Linked DNA regions of Mus musculus: region 1 is linked to region 2. A link is a loop called in an ENCODE intact Hi-C map of the cell type or tissue named here. Cell type or tissue: heart. All regions are shown on one strand. Links, peaks and the distances in the headings refer to the core of each region. The heading gives the core; the rest is flanking DNA.

Region 1 (5,381 bases), core at 259-5,258, 64 kb after region 2:
TTTTGAGCTCGGTCTAGGCATTGGCATCTTCAGAATCCATAGGAAGAAGGCACGCATGGCTCTCCAGCAGGGGAAGTGACATACCAAAGCATCCTTGAACTGCAAGTGCCCTGAGCCCCTCCCAGTTCCCCCTGAACTGCTCTCTGGGTTATCAGGGGAAGCAGCTGAAGCTGTGGACAAACAGGCAGGGCAGGCAGGGACACGGGGACATGTGGTTTATAAATAAGGGTGGGCGGGACAAAGACAAATCAGGTAGGAGGTGGGGAGGGGAGCTGCAGGGAGAGGCAGAAGGCCTTAGGTCTCTACCCCACCTTGGATTTACACCCCTTCCCCAAGAAACAGGCTCCTCCTCAGATCAGAACTGACTGTCATCATTCCTCCTCCGTCACCTTCTCCCCACTGCACCCCACCAAGCCCCAGGCCCAGAAGCTCTGAAGGAAGCTCAAGTGGCAAAGTCCTGGCCCAGCCCCATGTACTCCCAGAGGGATTAGGGCTGCTCTCCTCTCCCAAGTCTTCCAGGCTCTCTGAACCACACCAGGATACATTCTAGATTTGTAAATGGAAGGAAGGGCTCCTCAGCACCAGGTGCTCAGGAAAAGGAGGGAGCTAATGAGTGTGTGTGTGTGTGTGTGTGTGTGTGTGTGTGTGTGTCCCAGTGTTGACTCTTTCTCTCAAGGCTTCACCCCTCTTGCTTGGAACAATGTGACTTTCTCATTTTTTGCCTCTTTCAGCTTTCCCAAGCACTTCAATTATTTATTTCATTAGAAAATAAAAAATAATATAAAATAAAATATATAGTTGGGCATTGAGGTATGCCCGAGAATTAGGAATTCCAAATCAACCACTGTGAGTTTGATGCTATCCTGGTCAACATGAGGCAGAGTCAGACAGCCTGGCTTAGAACCTGGGGTCTGATACCAACCATTTGATCTTCAATGATCACTGTGGCCTCAGTTTCTCCATCTACAGAATGGGTCATTGTGGACTTAGACTCTGGCACCACAGAGCTCTGGCTCACCTTTCTTAGTTCCCCCCATCTGCAGCTGCTGTTCTCTTCCACCTATACATTAAAGGCTGGATAAACCCCAAGTGGGGTTGAGTCACCATTTCCCCAGGCAACTATTTTCCCCAAGTACAGGGGGCGACAATGCAGAGTGGAGAAAGAAAAGAAACAGAACTAAAGGAGAAAGTGGGAAGGGCTTGGCCTGGAGGTGCCTCACTTTGTGGATCCCACCATGGCTCTAAGTGGAGTGCCTGGCCCTGGGGCACTGGCCTGGGCCTGAGTCCTGTGTGACTCAGGGCTGTGTGGCCCTGGATAGGTCTGCTCTCCTCTCTGGTTCTCAGTGTCTCTGCCCAGAAATCGAACAAGGGAAAGGTTTTTTCCCTTGCTTTTCCTGCCGTGCCCAGGAGTCAGGGCCAGCTGGAATTCAACCTGTAGCCCTTCTTGTTCTTTCTCTGCGGGGGCTTGGGGTTTCTCCCCTCAGGATGCTCCCACAGTGCTCTGGGCACACTCCTCCCTGGGTTCTTTAAGCTATTATGCCGTGACTGCTTTACCACCACTTAGAGAACCTCCTTTTCTCCTGCAAACTATCCACACAGGGCACATGCAAGGGACAGCTGAGACTGTCCAAGTCACAGGAGTCCCCGCTGCTAGGAGGAGGGCAAAGTCTGTGGAGAAGTTGGAAGTTTATAAAAGAATGAGTTACCCATGTACGCATCAAAGCACTCTTCCGCTAGAGGAAAACAAAGTGACACTGTTCCCACATCGCCTGGCTTGGCTGGAGGCCAGCGTTCCTCCTCACCCTTGCCTCTCGCAGCTACCTTGCCCTTCACCTCCACCCCCTTAGCAGTTACCCTGACCAGATACTGGCAGAAAAGGAAGGGGGGTTCCAGGAAATGAAGCAGGGGTCTGGGCAGGGTGGCATTGAGTGGACATGGTCAAGGACAGATATAGCGTGGTCCTTCCACCCTCTCTGGGGAAACTGGAATGCTCTTCCTCTGGGACCTCCTTGCTTCTCACAGGTAACTCTGGGCCTTCAATGTCCAGTACATGAACCCTAGAAATTCATACCATAGAAGTCTAGCCTTTACCTTGACCCCAATTTTGACCCTTAATTCTAAGACAGAAGACACACTAAACTCTGGACAGAAGTATCTCTGAGAGTGACCCACGAAGGCTGGGTCACCACAGGAATCAGGAGAGAGTGGCCAGCAGCTGCTTAGCTATGGTGAAGAGATGCCGAGGATGAGGAATGTGCCTTTGGGCTATCCGTTCCCAGGTGCCAGGGTCCCTGCTTTTTCTAGACCAGTCACCTCGACATTCCAAATGCTGCAAGCCTTTAATACAGTTCCTTATGTCATGGTGACCCCCCCCCCCCAACCATACACTTTTTTGTTGTTACTTCATAACTGTATTTTTTCTAGTTATAAATTGTAATGTAAATACCTAATATATAATCCTGTGACCCACAGGTTGAGAACCGCTGTTCTAGACTGTTTCTTTTCTCTGGAAGGAGGGCAACATGGGAGCAAATCTAGGAATTATGGTTGCTCTGATCTTACCCGGAGTACGACCCGTGAGCTGCGTCAAAAAGCCATTTGAGCCAAGTATCCAGAAGCAGCTAACCCCCTGAGGCTGTCCATGTCTAAGGCTCCACCCCAGCCTGGGTAAGTGTTTGGGACCCTTGACAATTGATTGGGAAATTATCTGGAGTCTGTAGCTAGAAAGAGATGTAGTTGCTCAGTTTCACCACTAGGGGTAGTGGATGCAGGCGGGACCAAAAAGTCTCAGCTAAGCTTTGCAGACACTAGGCTGCTCTCTGTGCCAGGGAGAAGGAAACTGCCCACTATCAAAAAAATCCACCTGTTTATGGGATGGGTAGAAATACTTCACCCTGGTATCTCTAGTACCCACCCAGTGTGGTAGAAAAGCCCTACCATTCGCTACTGCCACAATTTAAATGTAATTGTATATGTAATGTCCAGATAATTAAAAACACACACACACACACACACACAAGAATATTGGAGTAAAAGATAATGCTTGTTTTGGCGGTTTACCCACATTACAGCACTCCCTTCTCTGTCCCTGGGAACATATAGACATTCAGGCAGACACTTATATATATAAACATTGGGTTAAAAAAAAAAACGACTTCTGCACTTTCTGTTTTTCTCTTAAAACCTATGCATTTTAATGATACTTATTGAGTGGATTTTACCCAGTGTGCATAACCATGATCATGGTCCCTGTAGCTTCCGTAGTATCCCCAAATAGTTCCTCCCTGGCTCTTTACTCTCCACTCATGTCGTCCCCCCCCCCCCCCCCCGTGTGCCCTGGCTACCTCTCAGCTTCCCTGCTGCCTGAGCTCAGTTCCTGTAGGCTTGCACGCGGGAGGAATTATACCGAGTCTGATTCCTTTCACTCACACAGTGCCCTTGGCATTCACCTCTGTGCTGTGTAAGAGCTATGTCCCCTCACCCCACCCACTTTTTTTTTAATTCTCAAGTAATATTCCATGACATGCATATACCTCATGGGTGTCCACCGGCAGTAGGTGTCTGGAGTCTTCCAGGTTTGAGCTACAGTGGATAAAGATATTTGAATAGAAGTCTCTGAACGATCCTGTTTTGTTCCTCTTCTCCTGGAAGGAAGATGATTGGCTCCTATAAGTGTTTTTGTCTTTATACTAAACTGCTATTATGTTTTCTAGATATGCTCTGTTTCGCATTCCAGAACAGTAGATGCTCACACCTTCGCCAGTGAGTGCACTGGCATGCACGTATGCCTTTATGCACAGTTAGCCTCTTTAGTTTGGCGTGGAGTGGCATATCATGGTGATGTTCATATTTCTCTAATGGCCAGTGATGCTGCATATCTTAAAGTGTTCTTACTTGCTAGTCAGAGCTTCCTGAACTGTTATAAACCTGTCCACTCTTCTAAAGTCCATTTGCTTCCGTATCATTAAGTGGTAGGTGGTTTTTATGGCATATATACTTTAGAAATGGTTCCTCCCAGTAGCTTGCCTTTTTGTCTTAGGTGGGAGGAAAGGCCGTTAGGCTTAGAACCACTGCAGATGTCACACTTAGTTCTGCTAATGGTAAATCTCCCTGCACAGCCTCAGTGTGGTGATGAAGAAAAAAAGTAAGGCTCAGCATTAACACTGCATTGTGTATAACTGCACATTTTCTCAAGACCAAGATCCAGTTATGTCTCCCTGGTCTGCTATAACCTGTGTAGGTCCAGCATGTTTTCAGCATCTGTCACATGCTTTGTGTAAGAACTGAGCTTGGAGAATATGACACATGTTCTCATTACATCACACCAAGGTGCACCTGGCTTCTCCCTGAAGGTGAGATGGTAGAATGTTTCAGACTGACGCCTTTCTCTACTGCTACGTTGCCATTTTCCCACTTCCTATCTAATGCACATCTGGGAGGATACTTGGAGACCAGACAAATATCCCCTTCTTCCTAAACTTTTGCAGCTGGTGATGGGTTTGCTGGCAGCCATTGCTCCCGTGTTGTTGTAAAGGGAATGTTCTGTGTTCCTTCTTTCAGCTCCCTTTACTGACTGGAATCCTCCTGCAGGGAAGAGATATCCTATCTCTGTCATCTTATAGCACTGAGCAGGTATTTGCTCTTCTCTTTAGGTCATAACTCCACACCCTGCTCTTTATTTGAGGGCTTACCTGCCCAGGCCTTGCTCTGGGAGCTCAGCCAGGCCTGGTGCTGGTCCTATATGCCTGGGTTTTCTCCCCAGTTATACCTCTTTCCCCCACTGGACACTTTGTCTGTTCCTGGCACCAGGAGAGGTTCCTCCAGGCCTATCCCTAGTTATTTATGATGTCCTCTCCATGTCACTAGAATCTATATCCTATATTGTAGGTGGTATTTAAATGTATTTAAATAGTAGTTTGGTGCTTGTTGCTGTGGAGATATTGGTGCTTCTGTGACCTCAAAGGCCAGAAGTGGGACATTTGTGAACATGCATATGTATATACACATATGTTTATGGATTGACAATTTTGTATACTGATAATATATTAACCTGTCAATTAATCATCTGTCATATCGTCTATTAAAAAAGAAGCTTGATTTTACACTGTGATTCTGCTTCAGCACAAACCGTTGGTTCTTTTTGAGCTTCCTAGCTTCTTAACTATAATATTTGTTCCACCATAGAGTGCCCATTGTTTGGCTTACATCCTGGTGAAAAGCAAACTGACAGAGGTTAATATATGTGCAATTCTTTTATTGTCTTTAGCTTCACAGCATCAGACGAAAATACTTAGACCATATCCTCTCTCTCTGTCCACTATAGGCCATACATTTGTGATCCAGCCAAGTTAATTTGTCACAGACTACTCTCATCTGGGGGC
Region 2 (5,381 bases), core at 106-5,105:
CACAGTAACCCATAATAGGAGGCATTGCCATGCTCATGTGGCCTTTGGGGACACAGACTCCGAAGAAGGGACAAGTTTTAAATGGCAGCCTTTGGGCTTAAACCCAGTCCTCACTGACTGAGAACCCAGATTTTCTCAGCTGTATTACAGCTTCCTGTCTCACTGCAGACACTCACCCCTTTGAAGTAGGTTGGGGGTGCAGGAGTGCAGCTCTTGGACAGGGGTCCCAAGTACTAGTGCTTAGGCAGAAAACGGATGGCTGGTTTCTGTTCACACAAGGCTTTCAAAGGTAACTGTCAGGGACCAGCCAGCCTTGTTTCCGTCCCAGAAGTTCCCAGAGGTCACTAATCTTTCCCTGTTCTCTCATTCCATCAGTGTGGACTCAGGCTAGTAGGGGTTGGTCACTTGGATAGACGGAGGTTGAGCTGGCCACCAACCTGCCTTTTTCAGGTAAATAGGCTAGAGATGGGGCCATGTCTCTAGGCTACATGCGCCTATTATTGTCCCTTCTGTTTAGAAGTTTCTGTGCCAAATGCCAAGTTCACATGGGAGACTTTTAGGTGAAGGGACAAGCTGGCTGGAGCCAGCGTTGGTAGAACCTAACCTAGGTGGGGCTTCAGGGGTTTGGCCTGCCTGGAGCTGGCAGGCCAGGCTAATGTCTGGCTGTATGTCAGACCACGTAGTACACTGGCACTGCCTACCGTGTGGCCACACAACAATGAAGTCCAGTCTTTTCTGGGACTTCAGTTTCCCCATCAGTGAGAGATGAGAGTCTTGCCCTGCTAGCCTCCCAACGCTTTTGAGATAAGAAAGCATTTGGAAGGATCTGCAGCTACAGATCCTATCCTGTGTTGTCAGCTTGCTCCAGGGCAGAAGCACCAACTATTGTGAGATGTGTGTATGCCTCAGTCCTTGAATCTTGAATGGCATCCATTACTGGCTTGGACCCATCCTCTCCCAGAGCCTATCTTGAGCCTGTAGGGCTCTCTTGTTGTATTCTTTGCCTCTGGTCAGTGGTTTTAGGGACCTCCAGATGGTGAAGAGATTCAAGGGGCTTGGTTTTTGCTGGCCCTCCCAAGCAGTGCTCTCTGTTGCCTCTTGTCACTAGGTGACCCATAGTGCAGCTTCCTTGATCCTGACCCATTCCTCCCAAATGCTGAGATGTTGGGAGCAGTTACTGAGTCCCACCTACCAGGCCAGGTTAATGGAGGCTTTCCCACTGTGTGCTTCCTGGCATTGCAGTGTAGGAAAGCACAGTTTGCTGGAGGGACCTGAAGCATAGGACAGCTTCTGGCGAATAGCATGGCCATATGGATGGACCCTGGCCTCTTAGCTTTTGTAGCTCAAGATCCCAGTGGGAATTATGGAGCAAGCTAATCTTTGCCTTCAACATAGAAGCTCTGTCCTTGGCTTCTGTAAAGTGGACTTCTGCACAGAAGATTTTGTTAAAAGAGAGCTTTAAGTCTATAATGACATTGGAAGTCTCTTGTCCTAGTATCCTAGGCTGGTGCTAACAAGGCTGGGAACACACTGATGTAGTACACATACAGATGAACTGCATACAAAACCTTATTCTTATAACTGCAGGGTGGTGGGGCCAGGACCCACCTTCTGGCTTCATTTCAATATAAAGCACCCATTCAAAGGCCCTCACTTTCCCTAGATGCATATTGTGAGGGTCTCATAGGTTGTTGGGGCTTGAGTGTGTGTGTGTCTGTGTCTGTGTGTGTGTGTGTGTGTGTGTGTGTGTGTGTGTCTGTGTCTCTCTGTGTGTGTCTTTGTATGTGTATCTGTCTATGTGTGTGTCTGTGTGTCTGTGTGAGTGTATCTGTGTACATGTTACTATACTGAGTATTGAACTGAGAGCCTCACATTTATTGGACAAATGCTCTACCACTGAGCTAAACAATCCTTTTCAATTTTTAATTTTGAAACAGTCTTACTCTAACCCAGCTGACATTGGACTTCTTTCTTTTCCTTCTTTTTTCTTTTTAATTTTGTTTGTCAACTGCTTTGAGGTTATTTTTTAAGCTAGGATTTCTCTGGCCCTGGTTCTCGATCTGTAGATCAGGCTGGCCTTGAACTCAGAGATCTGCTTGCCTCTACCTTAATTGCTGGGATTAAAGGTGTGAACTGCAGCACCAGTTTGACCTTGGATTTTCAATCCTCCTGCCTCTGCTTCCTGAGTAACTGGGATTATAAACAGGTTTGCTTCTTCAGGCTGGGTTCAATGTAGGGATTTGGTGAGACATAATTTAGTCAAAGACCATTTTGCTCCAGAACGGGAGACTGAGGCCTAGGGAAGAAATGCTTGCAATTATCCCACAGCAGGCTGGCACTAGAACTCAGGGCTGAATCAGGCTTCTGTGTAAGCTGATCTCTTGTGTAGGCAATGCAGAGGAGGATGGCCTCTGACCAGCACTCCTCACACGTGGGCCTTGTCAGAACTCCCCAGGGGAGGACTGGGCATTGCCGGTTGCCAAAGTTGTAAATCTCTTAAGCCATAAGCTGCTCCTTGGCGTCTCCCGGGTGCCCTAATGTGAAATACACATGTCCCTCCCTTTTAACATCCAGGCAACTTCTGAATTTCCCATCGTGTTTGCACCTAAGGATGCAATTACCATTTCCTCCCATTGTCCGTTCTGCTAGTCCCTCTTCTCCCAGCTGACGCAGGCTTTCGAGCCCGCTGGGTGAACACGCGGCCGAGAGCTTATGAAGATCGGGCTGCTTCTGAAAGCCACAGGTGGCCGGCGGCCAGTGATGCTTATCAGTCCCCCCAGGACTGCTTTGAGGTTATTTTCTTCTCGTCAGAAGATGTTGTATATGCCACAGAGAACGTTTCCATCAATTCTTCTGCCTCAGCTAGCGCCAACCCAGCACTGTGCTTGCCGTGAGTCACCCCTTGCTGGCTCTCTCCCAGGCATGCTGGTCTGCTTCTAGTGGGCAAGACCTACAGACCTTCCCAGAGGACCCTGGGCTTTTGTGGTTCTTTACAGATCTCTGTGATTCTACCTGGAGCCTTATCTCCTGAGCACCACTTTCCCATTTGTCTATCAGGTATAAAACCGCAAACACACACACACACACACACACACACACACACACACACACACACACACATTTATTGGGGGGCGGGGGAAGTACGATGGAGTTTGAGTTTGTAATGTTATATGGGAAGGGAAGAGGAGTGTGCATTTTGGGGACCTTAGACTTGTAGCATCTATTGAGACCAGGTTCTTGCTTGTCTTTCACTAAATGGAAAAACAAATGACCAGTCGCTGAGCCCTTGCTGCCCTTGGCCCCAGCTCAGTGCTTCTTCTGGGTTGTGGATATAGTAAGCAGATCAGGCCCTGGGCATAGGGCCAGGTGGGCAGTGTGCATTCAGGTCTGTGTGTAGCCATGGAGGCCTAAGTTCCAGACTCTCTCACCTTACCATCTCTCAGTAGCCAAGTGTCTGAGCCTCTTTCCACATCTATTAAATAGATGTAGTCAATGTTTCTTGCTTGGGGGCCTTGTGATGTGTGTGGTCAGTGGCCATGGCTACTTTCCTGTGTGCTGGCCGACTGGCTCTGGGACACATAATTTTGGTGCATCAAGAGAGACTTACTTTAGGATGCCCAAAGGACCAGAATCCTATGGTAGGACTAAGGTGATGGCCGGAAGGGCTTCGAGGCTGCAGACTTGATGCTTCCTCCTGGCCAGCTCTCACCCATCAGCTTCCTCTCGGTGTACACCTGTTTCTCTGGTTTGGAGAATTTCTTTTGGTAAAGAGGCTCTTTACTCTGTGCTGTTTGAAGTTCTGTCCCAAGTACGGAGCCACAGAGGTAACAGGAAGAGGGTACCCAGGCCTTGGACACTAGCTGCCAAGGTTTCCCACTATCCCATCATCCATGAGTGAAGGACCTTTGGCAAGTCAGCTGTTTCTTTGAGACAGGGCTTTCTTTTGTCGGTAGGGAATCTTGGGAATGTGGTGTCCAAGACAAATCCTGTGCTCAGGTGGCAATGGCTGTTGTCACAGCCTCAAGCAGGCTTTCTATGGTAGGCTGACTTCTACTGCCAACAACTTCATACCATGGACACGGTCAGTTTTAAATGAGAAGTGTTTATTTTGGCTTATGGATCTGGGAGTTGAGGGTCTGGATCCCATGATGATCTTCTTGCTGGCAGGGCCCTGAGGAGGTACAGGGACCACACAAAAACAAAGGGAGAACATGCATGACTCCTCCATCTCCCTCCCTCCACCCCTCTCTCTTCTTTCCTTTTCCCCTCTCTCTCTTTCCTCTCCCCCCTCTCTCACCTGATCAGTCTATCAGAAGGCAACCATAGTGGCTTCATCCTGATGACTTTATCCAACTGTAGTCTAATCCTAAAGGCCTCAACTCTAAACACCATAGTTACTAAGAGTCGACAGTCTTGGGCTAGGGAGATGGCTTAGTTGGGAAAGTCCTCACTTCTTAAGTGTGAAGTCCTGAGTTCAGATCCCCAGGACTCATGTCATAGAGCCAGGTGTGGCTGTGAACAGTTGCAATCCCACCACTGAGGAGACAGGAGGATTCCATGGTGCAGACAGTGAGCCCACTTGTCAGACTGGTGAGCCCTAGGTTCAGTGAGAGACCCTGTCTAAAAAAGAAAATTAAACAAGGCAGTGCCACCCACCCGCATATAGCCAACACTACCTGCACTTCGTGGGCTATTGTGAAGTTGGCAAGAGTGTGATTGGAGGATCTGGGAGGAGCTAGGACTAAAGAGGGTAGATACCATATTTCATTGTGTGAGCATGTGAAATTCTCAAAGAAAATGTTTTAAAAGATAAAGTAGAGGCTGTCATGATGGCTCAGTGGGAAAGAGCATTTGCCACCAAGCCTAGTGACCTGAGTTCAATCCCTGAATCTCACATGGAGGAAAGAAGAAAGAACTGACTCTTGTTGGTTAAAAGTAGTCCTCTGTTTTGACGCAACATGTTCATGTATTCGTGAGTTCATGTGTGTACACACACACACAATCAATAAGGTGGAGAGTTATAGAGGCTATCAGACATCAGCCTGTGGCCTCTAGACTTGCATGTACACAGTTTTTACACTCTTACTACCTCACAATGGGGGTTACATTTTAGCACACGATCCCTTGGAAGAACATACTCCAGCCATACTGAAACCACAGCAAAGCCATTAGAGTCCGTTCCAGCCAATTCCTCCTGTTTAACAGACTGACTTGACTAAGGCCCAGAGATGGGCACACACAAACCATCCTCACCACTGTTCCTAGTAGCTGTGGTGTGAATTTTGGACATCGAATTCCCAGCCCAAGGACCTTTTACATTTCACTCACTAGATTTTGGTGTGATCAAAATGGAGGCCACTTTTGAGTCACTACCTCCCCAG

Evidence for each region. Peaks named below come from ENCODE experiments on the same cell type or tissue, not always from the same donor. Only the 100,000 strongest peaks of a DNase experiment are listed, where the experiment ranks them.
Region 1: it touches region 2 in a loop (2.2-fold over the local background); 3 of 42 quality-filtered maps call a loop at or near these places.

The regions. Positions count from the first base shown.
Region 1 is chr6:55,356,094-55,361,474 of GRCm38, forward strand. No RefSeq gene overlaps it. Among named protein-coding and RNA genes, the nearest start is that of Ghrhr, 18 kb to the right of the region's middle. In heart, for the core only: a CTCF peak has its summit at 2,749; a DNase peak (open chromatin) is centred at 1,788; H3K27me3 peaks cover 505 bases.
Region 2 is chr6:55,292,176-55,297,556 of GRCm38, forward strand. All of the region lies in intron 13 of Mindy4 (MINDY lysine 48 deubiquitinase 4), which reads left to right. Among named protein-coding and RNA genes, the nearest start is that of Gm38819, 34 kb to the right of the region's middle. In heart, for the core only: no CTCF peak of the experiment used is centred there; DNase peaks (open chromatin) are centred at 2,676 and 3,336; H3K27me3 peaks cover 59 bases.